Regions from separate parts of the Homo sapiens genome. Here region 2 is linked to region 1. A link is an interaction called in ENCODE POLR2A ChIA-PET data of the cell type or tissue named here. Cell type or tissue: OCI-LY7. All regions are shown on one strand.

The links. ChIA-PET counts read pairs that join two places held together with the same protein. Peaks named below come from ENCODE experiments on the same cell type or tissue, not always from the same donor. Only the 100,000 strongest peaks of a DNase experiment are listed, where the experiment ranks them.
Region 2: POLR2A ChIA-PET joins it to region 1 with 11 read pairs; 3 of 35 experiments call an interaction of 5 or more read pairs at or near these places.

What each region holds. Positions count from the first base shown.
Region 1 is chr10:103,364,653-103,372,652 of GRCh38, reverse strand. It overlaps TAF5 (TATA-box binding protein associated factor 5), which reads right to left and starts at 4,677. Exons shown (of 11, transcript NM_006951.5): 1 at 4,105-4,677. The coding sequence starts at 4,663. RefSeq lists enhancers at 3,375-3,444, 4,575-4,814, 4,567-4,861 and a silencer at 3,905-4,444. In OCI-LY7, no CTCF peak of the experiment used is centred here; DNase peaks (open chromatin) are centred at 3,972 and 4,722; H3K4me3 peaks cover 2,721 bases; H3K27ac peaks cover 2,091 bases.
Region 2 is chr10:103,673,932-103,681,931 of GRCh38, reverse strand. The region is part of intron 6 of SH3PXD2A (SH3 and PX domains 2A); the gene reads left to right. Among named protein-coding and RNA genes, the nearest start is that of SH3PXD2A-AS1, 69 kb to the left of the region's middle. RefSeq lists enhancers at 3,315-3,484, 3,495-3,554. In OCI-LY7, a CTCF peak has its summit at 1,784; DNase peaks (open chromatin) are centred at 3,591 and 5,355; H3K4me3 peaks cover 1,534 bases; H3K27ac peaks cover 1,461 bases.

The sequences.
Region 1 (8,000 bases):
TGGGATTACGAGTATGAGCCGCCGGGTGCGGTGGCTCCCGCCTGTAATCCCAGCACTTTGGGAGGCTGAGACAGGTGGATCACGAGGTCAGGAGATCGAGGCCATCCTGGCTAACACAGTGAAACCCCGTCTCTACTAAAAACACAAAAAATTAGCCAGGCGTGGTAGTGGGCGCCTGTAGTCCCAGCTACTCGGGAGGCTGAGGCAGGAGAATGGCATGAACTCGGGAGGTGGAGGATGCAGTGAGCCGAGATCGCGCCACTGCACTCCAGCCTGGGCGACAGAGCAAGACTCCATCTCAAAAAAAAAAGTACGAGCCACCGCGCCCAGCCATAATCTTTTAATGGAATTTTTTTCACTTGTTTCATCACCCAAACCGAAACCCATCAGCACACCCATATCTTAAGATAACAATAACAGGCCAACACGGTGGCTCACACCTGTAATCCCAGCACTTTGAGAGGCTGAGGCGGGCAGATCACAAGGTCAGAAGTTCAAGACCAGCCTGGCCAACATAGTGAAACCCCGTCTCTACTAAAAATACAAAAATTAGCTGGGTGTGATGAGACGTGCCTGTAATCCCAGCTACTCGGGAGGCAAAGGCATGAGAATCACTTGAACCCAGGAGGCAGAGGTTGTAGTGAGCCAAGATCGCTCCACTGCACTCCAGCCTGGTGACAGAGCAAGACTCCGTCTCAAAAAAAAAAAAAACAATAACAAGGAGTCAGTATTTCTCCTGGAACTACCTGATGTTAAAGACAAATTGTATAAAAGATATGTGCAAATCAAACAACTACATTAACTTTCTCTCAATGCTCTGTGCAAATGGCACCCACCACGACCAAGCCATGCACTGCAGTAACATTCCCAGCTCTCTGGGCCACCCAAGCACTGTGTAACATTCTTGTAACATATCCTATCCTGTGTTCCCTTCACATTATATACATCTCTTACCCCTTACAAAATGTAAGTACTTAAGGGTGGGAAGGACCATGCCTTATTTATATCTTCAAAAGATAGTTATATGCTTAAGACAATTTCCATAACCACCACTTCAAAACAGAAAACGTAAGTATTTATTGGTAATACAGCACCACCTAACAATACATCTGTCAATTAAATCAGTCAATTAATCTGTCAATTAAATCAGAATTTGGTTGTTGGAAATTTCTGTAAGTTGCCATTATAGTACACTTTGCTCTTTACTGCAGAAATGTGATAATTTCTTTGGTTACTCTGATGGCCTCTTTTCCTCCTTACTGATTTCTCAGTTATGATCTATAATTAGGTCAAGTTTCTGAAGAGATCTGAGATTACAGCAAAATAACCAACAATATAATTCATCTTATAGTTCATTCACAAAATTCAACATTCAAAAAAGATTCCTCTCTCTTTTTTTTTTTTTTTGTAAAGACGGAGTTTTGCTCTGTCACCCGTGCCAGAGCACAATGGCTTGATCTCAGCTCACTGCAACTTCTGCCGCCTGGGTTAAAGTGGTTCACCTGCCTCAGCCTCCTGAGTAGCTGGGGCAACAGGCACATGCCACCACGCCCAGCTAATTTTTTTGTATTTTTAGTAGAGATGGGGTTTCACCATGTTGGCCAAGCTGGTCTTGATCTCCTGACCTCAAGTGACCCACCCGCCTTGGCCTCCCAAAGTGCTGGGACTACAGGCGTGAGCCACCGAGCCCGGCCTTCAATCACATCTGCACACATTTCTATTTACGGATTACAATGAGGTATGAATACAATGCTATGTATGAATACTTCATTTCTGGCAATGCTGCAAAAATTAGGCCTCATACAGACTAATTTGGCTAAAAGCTCTGCACTGGGTAATTCAATAAACATTTATTGTTAGCTCAGGATCACCTTTGATACCTTATACGGTATATGAGTTTTACTGCATGGATTTGTGACAACAGTTGCTGGGAGAAAGGAGGGGCTCAGGTTTCAGGTACATACACAGAGGCATAAACTTATCCATACCAAACATTTTACATATAGATATTATAAGTGCCTCAAGTGGCCGGGCACGGTGGCTCACGCCTGTAATCCCAGCACTTTGGGAGACCAAGGCGGGTGGATCACAAGGTCAGGAGATCGAGACCATCCTGGCTACCACGGTGAAACCCCGTCTCTAATAAAAATACAAAAAAAATTAGCCAGGCATGGTGGCACGTGCCTGTGGTCCCACCTACTCGGGAGGCTGAGGCAGGAGAATCGCTTGAACCTGGGAGGCGGAGGTTGCAGTGAGCCAAGATCACACCACTGCACTCCAGCCTGGCCGACAGAGCGAGACTCAGTCAAAAAAAAAAAAAAAAAAAAGCCTCATAACCACTCATTTAATAGAGAGAGAAAATTCAACATGAGAATGACCTGCCTCCTGACAATATTAATGTAAAAAAAAAATTTTTTTTTTGAGACAGAGTCTCGTTCTATCACCCAGGTTGGAGTGCAGTGGCGCAATCTTGGCTCACTGCAACCTCAGCCTCCCGGGGTCAAGTGATTCTCCTGCCTCAGCCCCCCAAGTAGCTGGGATTACAGGCATGCGCCACCACGCCCGGCTAATTTTTGTATTTCTAGTAGAAAGGGGGTTTCGCCATGTCGGCCAGCCTGGTCTCAAACTCCTGACCTCAGGTGATCCACCCGCCTCAGCCTCCCAAAGTGCTGAGATTCACAGGCATGAGCCACGACGCCCGGCCAATACGAAGGTAAAAAAAATTAAAAACTAAAAAAATAATGACAATCAGCATCACACAAGTAAATGCAGCAAAGACAAAAAGGTCTGTCCAATGCCCATGCCTAAACACATGGCTCTCAAGCTGCCATATGTCAATACTCCTTAGAAGCACTTATTCAAAAGTGAAGATTCCCAGATTCCACCTCTAGAGGACCTGATTCACTAAGTCTGAAGTGATGCCCAGGAACCTGCATCCTCCAAAGACTTAACACTGGTGGTACTCAGCCCATATATATTTTTAAAATTTCAGCCGGGTGCGGTGGCTCATGCCTGTAATCCCAGCACTTTGGGACGCAGAGGTGGGTGCATCACGAGGTCAGGAATTCAAGACCAGCCTGACCAATATGGCGAAACCCCATCTCTACTAAAAATATATTTTTAAAAATTAGCCGGGCGTGGTGGCGCGTGCCAGTAGTCCCACCTATTCGGGAGGCTGAGGCAGGAGAATCGCTTAAATCTGGGAGGCAGAGGTTGCAGTGAGCTAAGATCACGCCACTGTACTCCAGCCTGGGCGACAGAGCAAGACTCCGTCTCAAAAAAAGAAAAAAAGAAAAAGAAAAAAAATTCAACTTTTAGCTGAGATTCAGGGGGTACATGATGTGCAGGACTGTTACAAGGGTATATTGTATGGCGGCCGGGCGCGGTGTCTCACGCCTGTAATCCCAGCACTGTAGGAGGCCGAGGCAGGTGGATCATCTGAGGTCAGGATTTCGAGACCAGCCTGACCAACATGGTGAAAGCCCGCCTCTACTAAAAATACAAAAATTAGCCGGCCGTGGCAGTAGGAGCCTGTAGTCCCACCTACGCGGGAGGCTGAGGCAGGAGAATTGCTTGAACCCGGGAGGCGGAGGTTGCAGTGAGCCAAGATTGCGCCACTGCACTCCAACCTGGGCAACAGAGCAAGTTTCCGTCTCAAAAAAAAAAAAAATCTATAAAGTATTTATCAACACATCTTTTAAGAGGAACTAAAGAAATAAAGAGAAAATAAAGTACTTACAGTACTTAAAGTACGCTAGTACGAAACTGTACAAACACTGTTAGTGTCATGCGGACCTGCCCAAGGCTCAAAAGCCCAAATGAAAGGAAAGGGACCAAGAGCGTGAAGATCCCGCCTCTCCGCGCTCACCTTCCCCATACATCCCTCTGCTCAACAGCTCTCCTCAGCTTCTCACTGGAACTGACAGCTCGGAAGGGGGTTTGACTGCGCAGCCCGCGCACTAGAGAAAGGGGCGGGCATGTGGCCCTAGAGGCGGGCCCAGGAAATTCAAAACAAGCCCGCAGAGGTGCAGGCCTGCCAGCCCCTGCCTTACCGGCTTGCTCCCCTTCGCGGCGGCCGTACCTACCCGGGACCCCACGGCTCACCTTTACCCGGAGCCGCAGGACCTGAGGCTGAACCTGAGACGACCGTGGCCCCCGAAGCGCCAGTGCCCGGAGGGTCGGGGGCCGCAGGGCCAGGGGCCGAGGCGGTCACCCGGCTGAGAAGCGCGCTGGTCACCTCAGCGCCGGCGCTGTCCACCTCTCCCGGGGCTCCGGAGCCCGCCACTGCCTCCTCCAGCAGCCCGGCCTCACGGCGCAGCGCCTCTTCGGCCTCGCGGAGTTTGCTCTGCCGTAGGAACTGCAGCACGGCCAGTAGAGTCTGTCGGTCATGCGGAGCGCCGGCGTCCGGAGCAGCGGCGGGCACCGGGGCCGCCCCCGCCGGGGCAGCGGCGGAGACAGCCACCGTGGGCTTGGGGGTCCCGCCATCCCCGCCAGTGGACGACGACGCCGCAACGTTCCCGCCGCCGCCGTTGGGGCCGTTGTTGGTAGTGCCGCCGCTACCCTCGCCTGCGCCGTCCCCCGCCTGCGGAGGTAGCAGCGTTGGCGGTCCCTCAGGCTCTAGCTTGACCGCCACCTCCGTCTGCTCCTCCGCCAGCGCCGCCATCTTGCGGCTGAGCCACCTCGCGCCGTCAAGCGTGATTGCATTTTCGCCACATGGAGGGCGGGGAGGAGCATTTCACGACAACTCTAGTAGGCCATTTACGGCAGTAGGAGGAGCGAAAAGGAAGGAGAAACGGAATAGGAAAGAGAGCAACTTTCAAAACCGAGCGAAAGAAAGGCAGGAAGTGGGCATTGGTGACCACCTATTACATTTGCCTGAGAATAATTGCCATTTATTGCAGGCCAGCTATATTTAGGCATTATGATAGATGTTTTACATTATGTGATCTCCTTCAATTCAATAATCTTTTTCTTTTTTCTTTTTTTTTTTTTTGAGACGGAGTTTCGCTCTTGTCGCCCAGGCTGTTAAGCGATTCTCCTGCCTCAGCCTCCCCAGTAGCTAGGATTACAGGCATGCGCCACCACGCCCTGCTACAATTAAATAATCTTATGAGGTAATATTATCCCCACCTCGCAGATGGCTCAGTTGAAACCAAGAGAGGTTAAATAACTTACCAGAGGCAAGAAGAAAGTCCAAATGTCAACATTCGAATCCACGTATTTAACTCAAAAACATATACCATTTGCCAGAGGGAGGCTTCCGAGATACTGGTAGTTTTACATTTTGACCTGAATAGTGCTTACTTTTTTTTTTTTTTTGTCATTTTTACTTTTGTAAAAGTTAATCGAGCTGCATGCATTACATTACATTTATTTATTTATTTAACTTTTGAGACGGAGTGTCGCTCTGTCGCCCAGGCTGGAGTGCAGTGGCCCGATCTCAGCTCACTGCAATCTCTGCCTCCTGGGTTCAAGCGATTCTCCTGCCTGAGCCTCCCGAGTAGCTGGGATTACAGACGTGTGCCACCACGCCCGGCTAATTTTTGTATTTTCAGTAGAGACAGGGTTTCGCCATGTTGGCGAGGCTGGTCTCCAACTCCTGACCTCAGGTGATCCACCGGCCTCAGCCTCCCAAAGTGCTGGGATTACAGGCGTGAACCACTGCGCCTGGCCCGTATACATTACATTTCAATAAAAAGTTTTTAACGCCAGGTGCGGTGGCTCACGCCTGTAACCCCAGCACTTTGGGAGGCCGAGGCGGGCGGATCATGAGATCAGGAATTAGAGACCAGCCTGACCAACACGGCAAAACCCCGCCTCTACTAAAAATACAAAAAATTAGCCAGGCATGGTGGTGCGCCCCTGTAATCCCAGCTACTCGGGAGGCTGAGACAGAAGAAGAGCTTGAACCCGGGAGACGGAGGTTGCAGTGAGCCGAGATCCCGCCACTGCACTCCAGCCTGCGCGACAGTACGAGACTCCGTCTCAAAAAAAAAGTTTTTAAATACCAGAATGTTGTGGTTGTGAAATATGTACGTTATGTATTCATGCTATTATCCGTTATTACAAATAAACCATTTTAATTGTATATTTAAAAATCATGGCCACACGCAGTGGCACATACCTGTAGTCCCAGCACTTTGGGAGGCCGAGGCGGGTGGATCACCCGAGGTCAGGAGTTCGAGACCAGCCTAGCTAACATGATGAAACGCCATCTCTACTAAAAATATAAAAATTTAGCCAGGTGTGGTGGCGGGCACCTGTAATCCCAGCTACTCGGGAGGCTGAAACAGAGGAATCACCTGAACCCAGGAGGCGGAGGTTGCAGTGAGCCGAGATCGCACCATTGCACTTCAGCCTGGGCAGCAAGAACAAAACTCCGTCTCAGGAAAAAAAAAAAAAAAAAAAAAAATCATATATGCCATTTTGCAATGTGCTTCATAGGTTATAAAACCCTCCTGCATATTTTATCTCATTGGAAACTTGTAACTCTGTGGAATAGGTACAGACGAGAAAAGTGAGCCTGAGACATTGGGAAAATCTAGCACAGCCGTTCAAGTTATTGGTTTTGAGGTCTTACCAGCGTCCTTTGACCCTGCTTACTTTTAAAAAATATTTTATTTTATTAATTAGAGATCTGAAGCCTTACTATATTGCCTAGGCTGGCCTTGAACTCCTGGGCTCAAGCAGTCTCTCACCTCAGCCTCCCAAGTAGCTGAGACTACAGGCACAGACCACCTGGCTTGACCTTGCTTACTGGCTGAATAACCTGGAGCAAGTTACTTAATTTACTATGTCCCAGTTGCCTAATTTTTTTTTTTTTTTTTTGAAACGGAGTTTCACTCTTGTTGCCCAGGCTGGAGTGCAATGGCGCCATGTCGGCTCACTGCAACCTCCACCACTCAGGTTTAAGCAATTATTCTGCCTCAGCCTCCCGAGTAGCTGGGATTACAGGCATGTGCCACATCAGGCCCAGCTAATTTTGTATTTTTAGTAGAGACAGGGTTTCTCCATGTTGGTTAGGCTGGTCTCGATCTCCCGAACTTAGGTGGTCCACCTGCCTCGGCCTCCCACAGTGCTGGGATTACAGGCGTGAGCCACCACGCCTGGCCCCAGTTGCCCAATTTCTAACAAAAAAATAATAGTAGTTACGTCATAGTGTTTTGAGAATTAAATGAGGTAATGCATATGCAATACCTAGTATGTAATAAATAACCATTGGTTATTTCTACTTCACTTTAAAAGGTGTTCTGTAAATGTTTGATTAAGAAAGTGCAAGCATAATGTTCAAAAGTGATCCCGAGACTGAAATGCAAAGCTAATCTAGGGATAGGGGTGGCGGCTCATGCCTGTAATCCCAGCACTTTAGGAGCTGAGATGAAGGTTGCAGTGAGCCGAGATTGTGCCATTGCACTCCAGCCTGGGCCACAGAGCGAGACTCCAGCTCAAAAAAATAAATAAATAAATAAATAAAATAAAATACTGAGTGTGACCCATTAAATTGATCTTAACTGAATTAATTTTTTTTCTTTTTTTTTTTTTCTTTTTTTTTGAGACGGAGTCTCACTCTGTCGCCCAGGCTGGAGTGCAGTGGCCGGATCTCAGCTCACTGCAAGCTCCACCTCCTGGATTTAGGCCATTCTCCTGCCTCAGCCTCCCGAGTAGCTGAGACTACAGGCGCCCACCACCATGCCTGGCTAATTTTTTGTATTTTCAGTAGAGATAGGGTTTCACCGTGTTAGCCAGGATGGTCTCGATCTCCTGACCTCGTGATCCGCCCGCCTCGGCCTCCCAAAGTGCTGGGATTACTGGCGTGAGCCACCGCGCCCGGCCTGAATTAATTTTTTTTCAATCTCAGCTCACTGCAAATTCCACCTCCCAGGTTCAAGTGATTCTCATGCCTCAGCCTCCCGAGTAGCTGGGATTACAGGTGTGCACTACCATGCCCAACTAATTTTTATATTTTTAGTAGAGATGCGGTTTTGTCATGTTGGCCAGGC
Region 2 (8,000 bases), 310 kb before region 1:
GCATTTTTTCATTTTCTTAAGAGACAGGGTTTCACCATATTGCCCAGGCTGGTCTCAAACTCCCAAGCTCCTCAAGCAGTCCACCCACCTCGGCCTCCCAAAGTGCTGGATTATAGATATGAGCCACCGCATCTGGCCGATCTGCATTTTGTGTGTGTGCGCGCGCGCGCGCGGGCGCGTGTGTGTGTGTGATGGAGTCTCACTCTGTCACCCAGGCTGGAGTGTGGTAGTGCGATCTTGGCTCACTGCAACCTCTGCCTCTTGGGTTCAAGTGATTCTCCCGCCTCAGCCTCCTGAGTAGCTGGGACTACAGGTACCCTCCACAACACCTGGCTAATTTTTGTATTTTTAGTAGAGACAGGGTTACACCATGTTGGCCAGGCAGATCCTCCTGCCTTGGCCCCCCAGAGTGCTGGGATTATAGGCGTGAGCCACTGCACCCAGCCAATCTGCATTTTTGACAGGCTTCCCAGGGCTTCTGAAATCAAGCTAGGGTTGCGTCTTTGATGGGTCATCCATGTGGGTTGATGGCCATGTTCAGGGTAGACAGGCAGCAAGATGGCAGGGGGATTGGCATCCCCAAGATGAATGGTGCCTGGATGATGCCTGGATGGGACTGCTCCTTGAAGAACATTCAGTTGTCTCCTGAGATGGGAGGGTGGGCTACGGGGGCAGGAATGGAGGACAGGACTCCCAAGTCTCTTACCCCTGAAACACAGCCCAGCATTTGGAGTCTTGGAGAATGGCTATCTGAGGGGCCTACCCAGCCCTGACCTGATGAGAGACACCATCTGCCTTTCATTTCCAGAAGGTTTTGTTGCTGGGGGAGGAAATACCCAAATTGTGGTCCAGCAAAGAAATGTTTCCCACCGTGGCCCACGGCCAGAAAGTCACTGGTTCCTCACTTCAGCGTTTGGTTTATAGACACGTGACAGAAGAGGCAACCTTTCCAGTGATGACAAAGCCGGCGGAAAAACAAAGACATGGGGGAAATGTGCATTACTTATTGTTTTAGCACCTTTTTCTAATCTAAAGTTACTTTTAGAAACAGAAAAGTGGTGTGTGTAACTTAGTCGGCACGTGGCATTTTTAGAATTGGTCTGTTTCGAAGTGTGAAAGAAAAAAATATTTTTTTCCTGAGTTTCCATAAAACTTAGAAGTTTACAGGAAAATCATGCTTTTCCCTGACTCTCTTCTTTCTGCCTTGCCCCCTGGATTTCATCATTGCCATGTGTGGCCCAAGCAGCCAGCTTGAAAATGTATTTTGTTATTTATTGTTAGAATAAAGTCTTGCACCAAGACAACTGGGTCATGTTAGAAAGTCCCTTTGCTTCCTTGTGCTCAGAAACAGAGTTTGCTGGGTGTGGTGGTTCACGCCTGTAATCCCAGCACTTTGGGAACCTGAGGTGGGAGGATCACTTGAGCCCAGGAGCTTGAGACCAGCCTGGGCAACCTAGTGAGACCCCTTCTCTACAAAAATAAAAAATTAGTCCAGTGTGGTGGCACACACCTGTGGTTTCAGCTACTCGGGAGGGCAAAGAAGGATTGTTGAGCCCAGGAGGTTAAAGCTGCAGTGAATGGTGATCGCACCACTGCACTCCAGCCTGGGCAATAGAGCAAGACCCTATCTCAAAATAAAACATAAAGAAGGCAGGCCGGGTGTGGTAGCTCACGCCTGTAATCCCAGCACTTTGGGAGGCCGAGTTGGGCGGATTACTTGAGGTCAGGAGTTTGAGACCAGCCTGGCCAACATGGTGAAACCCTGTCTCTACAAAAATACAAAAATTAGCTTGGTGTCGTGGTGGGCGCCTGTAATCCCAGTTACTCAGGAGGCTGAGGCAGGAGAATCACTTGAACCGGGGAGGCAGAGGTTGCAGTGAGCAGAGATGGCGCCATTGCACTCCAGCCTGGGTGACAGAGCGAGACTCTATCTCAAAAAATAAATAAATAAATAAAATAAAAGAGAAGGCAGAGCTGGCCATCTCTTCACCATCCTCCCCCTTGTCACTGCTTCTGGATCCCTGTGAGTAAGGGTGTCCTCAGCTCAGCCCTGGAGCACCTTAGGCTCTTTGAGTGTTGGAAGAGGATCAGGTCTGGGTACATAACTTCCCAGCTGGAGGGTCAGATCCTTGCTATGCTAAGCAGTGATGACAGGCTGGTGACAACAGACCAAACTAAGACTGTCTTTGTATGTTGGCAATGGCCCCCCCAGGGGGACCTTGCAAATATGCAGATTTTAACATCCCTCATTTCAGATCTGTCAGGGTGGGACAAGTTCTTCTGGCCTGTGAGCTCCTGCCATACACAGTCCTGGAGCCTGCTGGCTCTGAGTTGCTCATTTGCATTTGGCCACAGGGTTCTGGTCAGGGGAACTCCCCTCTCCCCCACCCTTCCTCCATGACTTGGCTCGCTCCTTCTGCTCCAAGCCCATGGCTCAGTGGACACTAGGCAGCTGTCTCCTGGGGCGCAGGGAGGGTACCCTTGAAGGCTAGTGGATAGGAAGCAAGTTTCTGAATGGACACTGGTACTAGGTCTTCCTTCTGGGATGAGGTGGCTCCTTCCAGACTAAAGCTGGCTTTTCTGGCTCTGGCTGTGCCTGCCTTCTAGGTTTGTCTACTGCACATCTGACAGGTCTTGTGATGGAACCTCAGTGATACCAAGATGGAGACAATGAGGTCCTTGTCCTCAGAGGACTCCTGGCCAGATGGGGGAGGTGGGCAAGGAAACAGCAGTTTTAAAACAGTGTCACAAGTGCTGCACGGGGCTGGGGCCACGCCATGTAGGGGTCTCTGAGCAAGGCACACAGACCTGCATGGCTGCTGAGCCTAATTTACTGAGCTTTCTAAATGGGTCAGCTGGGTGAAGAGGACAGTACCTGTGCAGAGGACATCTGTTCAGTGGTAGGAGCCACTGTCCCCATGTGCCACGTCTTCCATGTGGGGCATCTCTTTCATAGCCCTGGAGCACCTACTGTGTGGTTCTGTTTCAGAGGAGCTATTGCAGATTGCTACTTGTTCAATAAAATTATTGAAGTTTAAAATGTTCTAATTAATATGTGTTGGCCCAGGAGCCACCTCCCACCTTTTCCTTATTGTTAGGAAGAGCCCAGCCGTTTCCTGGGAGACAAAGGAGGCCATGAATCTTGACTCCTTGTGATTCCAGGATCACTGTCCTGCAGCCAGGTTCCTGACACTAGGAGATGCACATGAAATATCCTCCATCAGGGAAGGAATCTCCCTCCAGTGAGAACTCCCGAGAGGCTGATGATTGACCAGGATTGACAGGACAGGGAAAGAGCAGCCCTTTCACATCCCAGGTCAAGACCAGTGAGGCCCAGAGAAGTGTCCCAACCTTCCCACGCTGGGAAAGGCAACCAGGGCCAGGGCTGAGCACTGAGCACCAGGCCTCCTTCCTGGCTTCTCCCCTCTCTGGAAGCTTAGCATTAGACAGAGCCGCCGAGCTGTGGTGCTGAAGGGTTAACTCGGGGCTCCCCAGAGAGCCGCACACTCCCGACCCTCTCATCTTCCAGGCCCTCTCAGCTGCAGCCTTCTGGGCATAGCTGGGTCACGTGAGAGCCAGATGTGGGGATTTCCCAAGCAGTGGTGTGTGCGTGCGCACTGCGTGCATGCACAGCTCTGTTTACGTGGCATCTCAGCGCTCAGGGGATTGGTCTGGACCCACGCAGAGGAGGGGAGGGATGGGGTAAGGAAAGGCTCAGGGGCTCCCAGCAAACACCATGGGAGGCTGCACCAAGCCCTGCTCCCCCCAGACATTACACATGAACGGGTCGTTCCTGCTCCGGCTCCTGTTTCCTGTAGCGTCCATCCTGCCAGAGACTGTACTGCTTAGGGGTAATTTTTCTAAAAATCTCTTTGAAGGGCATTAAAGCAGATGCTGGGAGCCAACGCCCTTCAGGGTGTTCTGCAGGCTCGGAGGCCTGCACGGGAGCCACTGTGCCCAGCACAAGCCAGGCCTGTATGCCTGTATGTGGTTCCGGAGGCCAAGCCTGGACTAGAGAGGGCAGAGCCGTGGGTATCAAGAGGGTCCTGGGGCAGTGGGGTAGCCGGGCCTCAGTTTTCCATGCACCCTTGGGCTTGAGAGCAGTGAGTATTCATCTTTCCATCAGCCACTGAGGGTTAATTGGGCACCTCCTGCATTCAAGGTGTTGTGGGGTGCTGACAGGGATAAGGCCTTGAAGGAACTAAAGGTCTGATTGAAGAGACTCATAACAAATCTTTAATAAGCACCTACTATGCGCTATGCGCTTGCTAGGACTATAGCCCTAACCAGACGTTTGGAGCCAGTGGGAACAGTCAGTGAACAAAGATCCTGCCCAGGGCATGATAAGGGAGACAGAAAACCTTGAAAAGTGGGTGTCCTCAACCTCAGTCCAGGAATGAATTCTCCTCCTACCCCTGACCCCCCATCCCCACCCCTGTCTTGCACCAGTGGATGGCAGCGTCCAGCCAGATGTCCCTGAGGCTCCGTGAGCCCTACCCCAAAGATGGGTCCAGTTATACCTTCAAGGCCTCCAGGACTCAGCCCTGCCGTCTCCTCCCTCAGACCTTCCGGGACCCAGCCTGTCTCCCCAAACCTACATGACTCCTGAAGCAGACAGGAATGCTGGGGACGGTGTCTGTGGTTGTGTGTCTGATGCTTTGAGACAGAGGGTGGAGAGTCAGATGGTCTCAACCAGGGGCCGTTGATGCTCCCGAAATAGTTGGCGGTTGATTCATTGATAATCCGATAGCAAGAGTCCAGTCTGGAGAGAAGGAGACATTCCACATTTTGTTGTCCGGGGAGGGGAATGTCTGTCCTGAGTCCGTTGCTATTGACTCCATCACTCACTCGCGGCTCTCAGGGAGACTGAGCCAGGGAGGAGGCGGATTGCAAGACTCGGGGCTGGAGACCAGCGACTGCTGACTTCATCCCACTGCCCAGCCTCTCTGCTGCTCCTTCTCTGTGTGAACGCAAATACTGGCTTTGGCTCGGGCTTCTGGGGGAGCTGGAGGGTGGGGGAATTGGAGGGAGGATCTCCCAGTAAGTGAGGGAGGACCACCAAGGCAGGCCACCCCAGGGAGGGAGGTGGCTGGGATCCTGGAACTCAGAACAAACTTGAGTTTGTCTCTTCTCTGCACACAAATGCCCTGGGGTGGGGAGAGGTGAGAACCTGAGAACTGAGGGGGAGGCCGCAACCCAAGGGGCTGCCATGGGTTGGGCAGCAGCTGCTGGGATCAGAGAGGCTCTGAACCTGCCAGCCTCCCTGGCCAGCACCCCTCTGTCCACCCACGGCACCTCTCACTAACCCAGCACCTATCTTTAACCAGGAAGCTTCCGGTCTTCTCAGCAGGGTGGAGGGAGGTGACAGAACTACCTGCTACTCCCTGCCAGGGCAGCCCCTTCTAGGCAGCCTCAGTGCTCCTAGGGCATCCTTGGCTTCTCCGTCCACACCCACTTAGGCTGGGCTGACCCTTCTGGCCCCAGGCTTGGCCTAGGCAGGCACCCTTGGACTTAGTCCCTAAGGGGCTGTGGAGGGTCTCCAGGCCCAGCCCCCACTGCACCCCATCCCCCGCCTGAGCAGGGAAACTGCTCCTTGACTGCATAACCCAGGGCCAGAGGGTCAATAGTGCATTCCTACCCTGGGTTGGGCTGCCCCCACACGTGTTCTGGATTCCAGGGAATGAGGCAAGTCCTTTCTTGCTGCATTTACGAAAAGCAGCAGAAATAAAGAAAGCCTTGGCCAGTGGCCAGGGAGGATCAGAAAATGACATCCCCCATGAGGACCCTTTGTTCCCAATTCCTGGCCAGCCTGCCTGGGCTTAAGTCTGATGCCATCACTTCTTGCTGTAGGGCCTTGGGAAAGAACCTTAACTTTTCTTTTTTTTTTCCCCCGAGACGGAGTTTCGCTCTTGTTGCCCAGGCTGGAGTGCAATGGCGCGATCTCGGCTCACTGCAACCTCCGCCTCCCGGATTCAAGCAATTCTCCTGCCTCAGCCGCCCAAGTAGCTGAGATTACAGGCATGCACCACTATGCCTGGCTAATTTTATATTTAGTAGAGATGGGGTTTAACATGTTGGACAGGCTGGTCTCGAACTCCTGACCTCAGATGATCCACCCACCTCAGCCTCCCAAAGTGCTAAGGTTACAGGCGTGAGCCACCGCACAAGGCCAGAGCCTTAACTTTTCTGTGCCTCACTTTCCTCATCTGTAAATTACAGACTGTTGTGAAGATTAAACAAGAAAATGCTCATAAATGTTTAGCACAGCACCTAGCATGAATGTTAAGTAAGTGGAAACTGGTATAATTATTCTAGCTCCAGCCCTACGACTTATTTGCTGTGTGATCTTAGGCAAGTCTCTTCTCCTCTCTGGTTCTGAGACCCTAAATAGTCCTTCCAGCCTGTGGGGGTACCACCAAGAAGCCAAAGATGTAGCAGAGAGAGGGGACCTGGAGACAAACAATGGCCTGGCTTTCCATTTGGGATTTGCTTTCTGTCTTTAAGAAGATATCCATCAGAAATTCAGCTCTACTAGATTTCTTCTTGAGTACTTCTGTTTATTTAGCTCAGTGGCCCCAAACCCTCAGGTCTTGGGCATAGCTAGCTACATAATTTGCAGGATCCACTGCAAAATGAAAATGAAGACTCTCTCATTCATAAATTATTGATGAAACCCCTGACAGAAGAGCATTAAATCAGCTGCAGGGACCCTTCTAAACCTGGGACCCTAGGCCACTGCCCAGATCACACCTCCACGAAGCCAGCTCTGCCTTGGAGGCTCTGAGTGTAGGAGCAGGCCTGGGGTCCGAGCTGCTGCAATAACAGTATTCACCCCTCGCCCTCCAGTGCAAGGGCACTCTTTTTTCATGCCATGGGTATCTCTGACCAGCTGGCTGCTGCTTATCCTGGAACAAGCTTTTGTAGAGTTGCCCACATCAGAAGCAGCTCACACACTAAACAACTGCCCCCTGGACCAGACTTCCACCCAGGTGTGCTTGGATTGGAAGTCATACCTGAACTATTTGTTTTCTGTCATCTTAATTGGTGTTTGTTTTTGTTTTTTTGTTTTGTTTTATTTTGTTTTGTTTGTTTGTTTGTTTGTTTGTTTTTAAGAGACAGAGCCTTGCTCTGTTGTCCAGGCTGGAGTGCGGTGGCGTGATCTCAGCTCACTGCAAGCTCCACTTCCCAGGTTCAAGCAATTTTCCTGCCTCAGCCTCCTGAGTAGCTGGGATTACAGGCATACACCACCACGCCTGGCTAATTTTTGTATTTTTAGTAGAGACGGGGTTTCACCATGTTGGCCAGGCTGGTCTCAAACTCCTGACCTCCTGATCTGCCTGCCTTAGCCTCCCAAAGCACTAGGATTACAGGCGTGAGCCACCGCGCCCAGCCTGGTGCCATGTTTTTTAAGACTTTTAAAGAATTACGAATTGGCCATCCGTGTTTTTCCCAGATGACATTCACGTGGCTTTCACTGTTACGCCTCAGCTTCTGCTGCTCTGAGCATGACAACCTGTTTCAGGTCCTCTAAAGTGAGTATCACATAGGCCAAACTACTTTGTAAAGGACCGATAACCCTGTTGGGCTGTCGTAAAGATATGAGTTGCTGTGTGCCTATACAGTAGTGCCTACCACAAGGAAGTGCCCTGTTCATGGCAACAATGACAATTACTGTTACTACTGAATAATAGGACTAGCATCTCTTAGGCCCTAATTATTTGATGGCCTGAAAGTGGTGGCCGAATTTCCTGGTTTCCTAACCAGAAAGGAAAAGAAACGTGGAGTCTGCAGGAAACCTAAGAAATCTAGCCCTGTACAAAGTTTAGTTGTATGGGAGAGGAAAGGCTTAAACTGCAGCAGTTATTTAGAAACCAGTTCAAAACTGCAATGAGGTAAGAACAGTATTCCCAAAGAGAGAGAGGGCTTGAGTGCTCCAGTGTGTAGAGATACTGAAGGATGGAAGGGCATGGAGAAGACAGGGAGGTGTTCATTCCATCGGG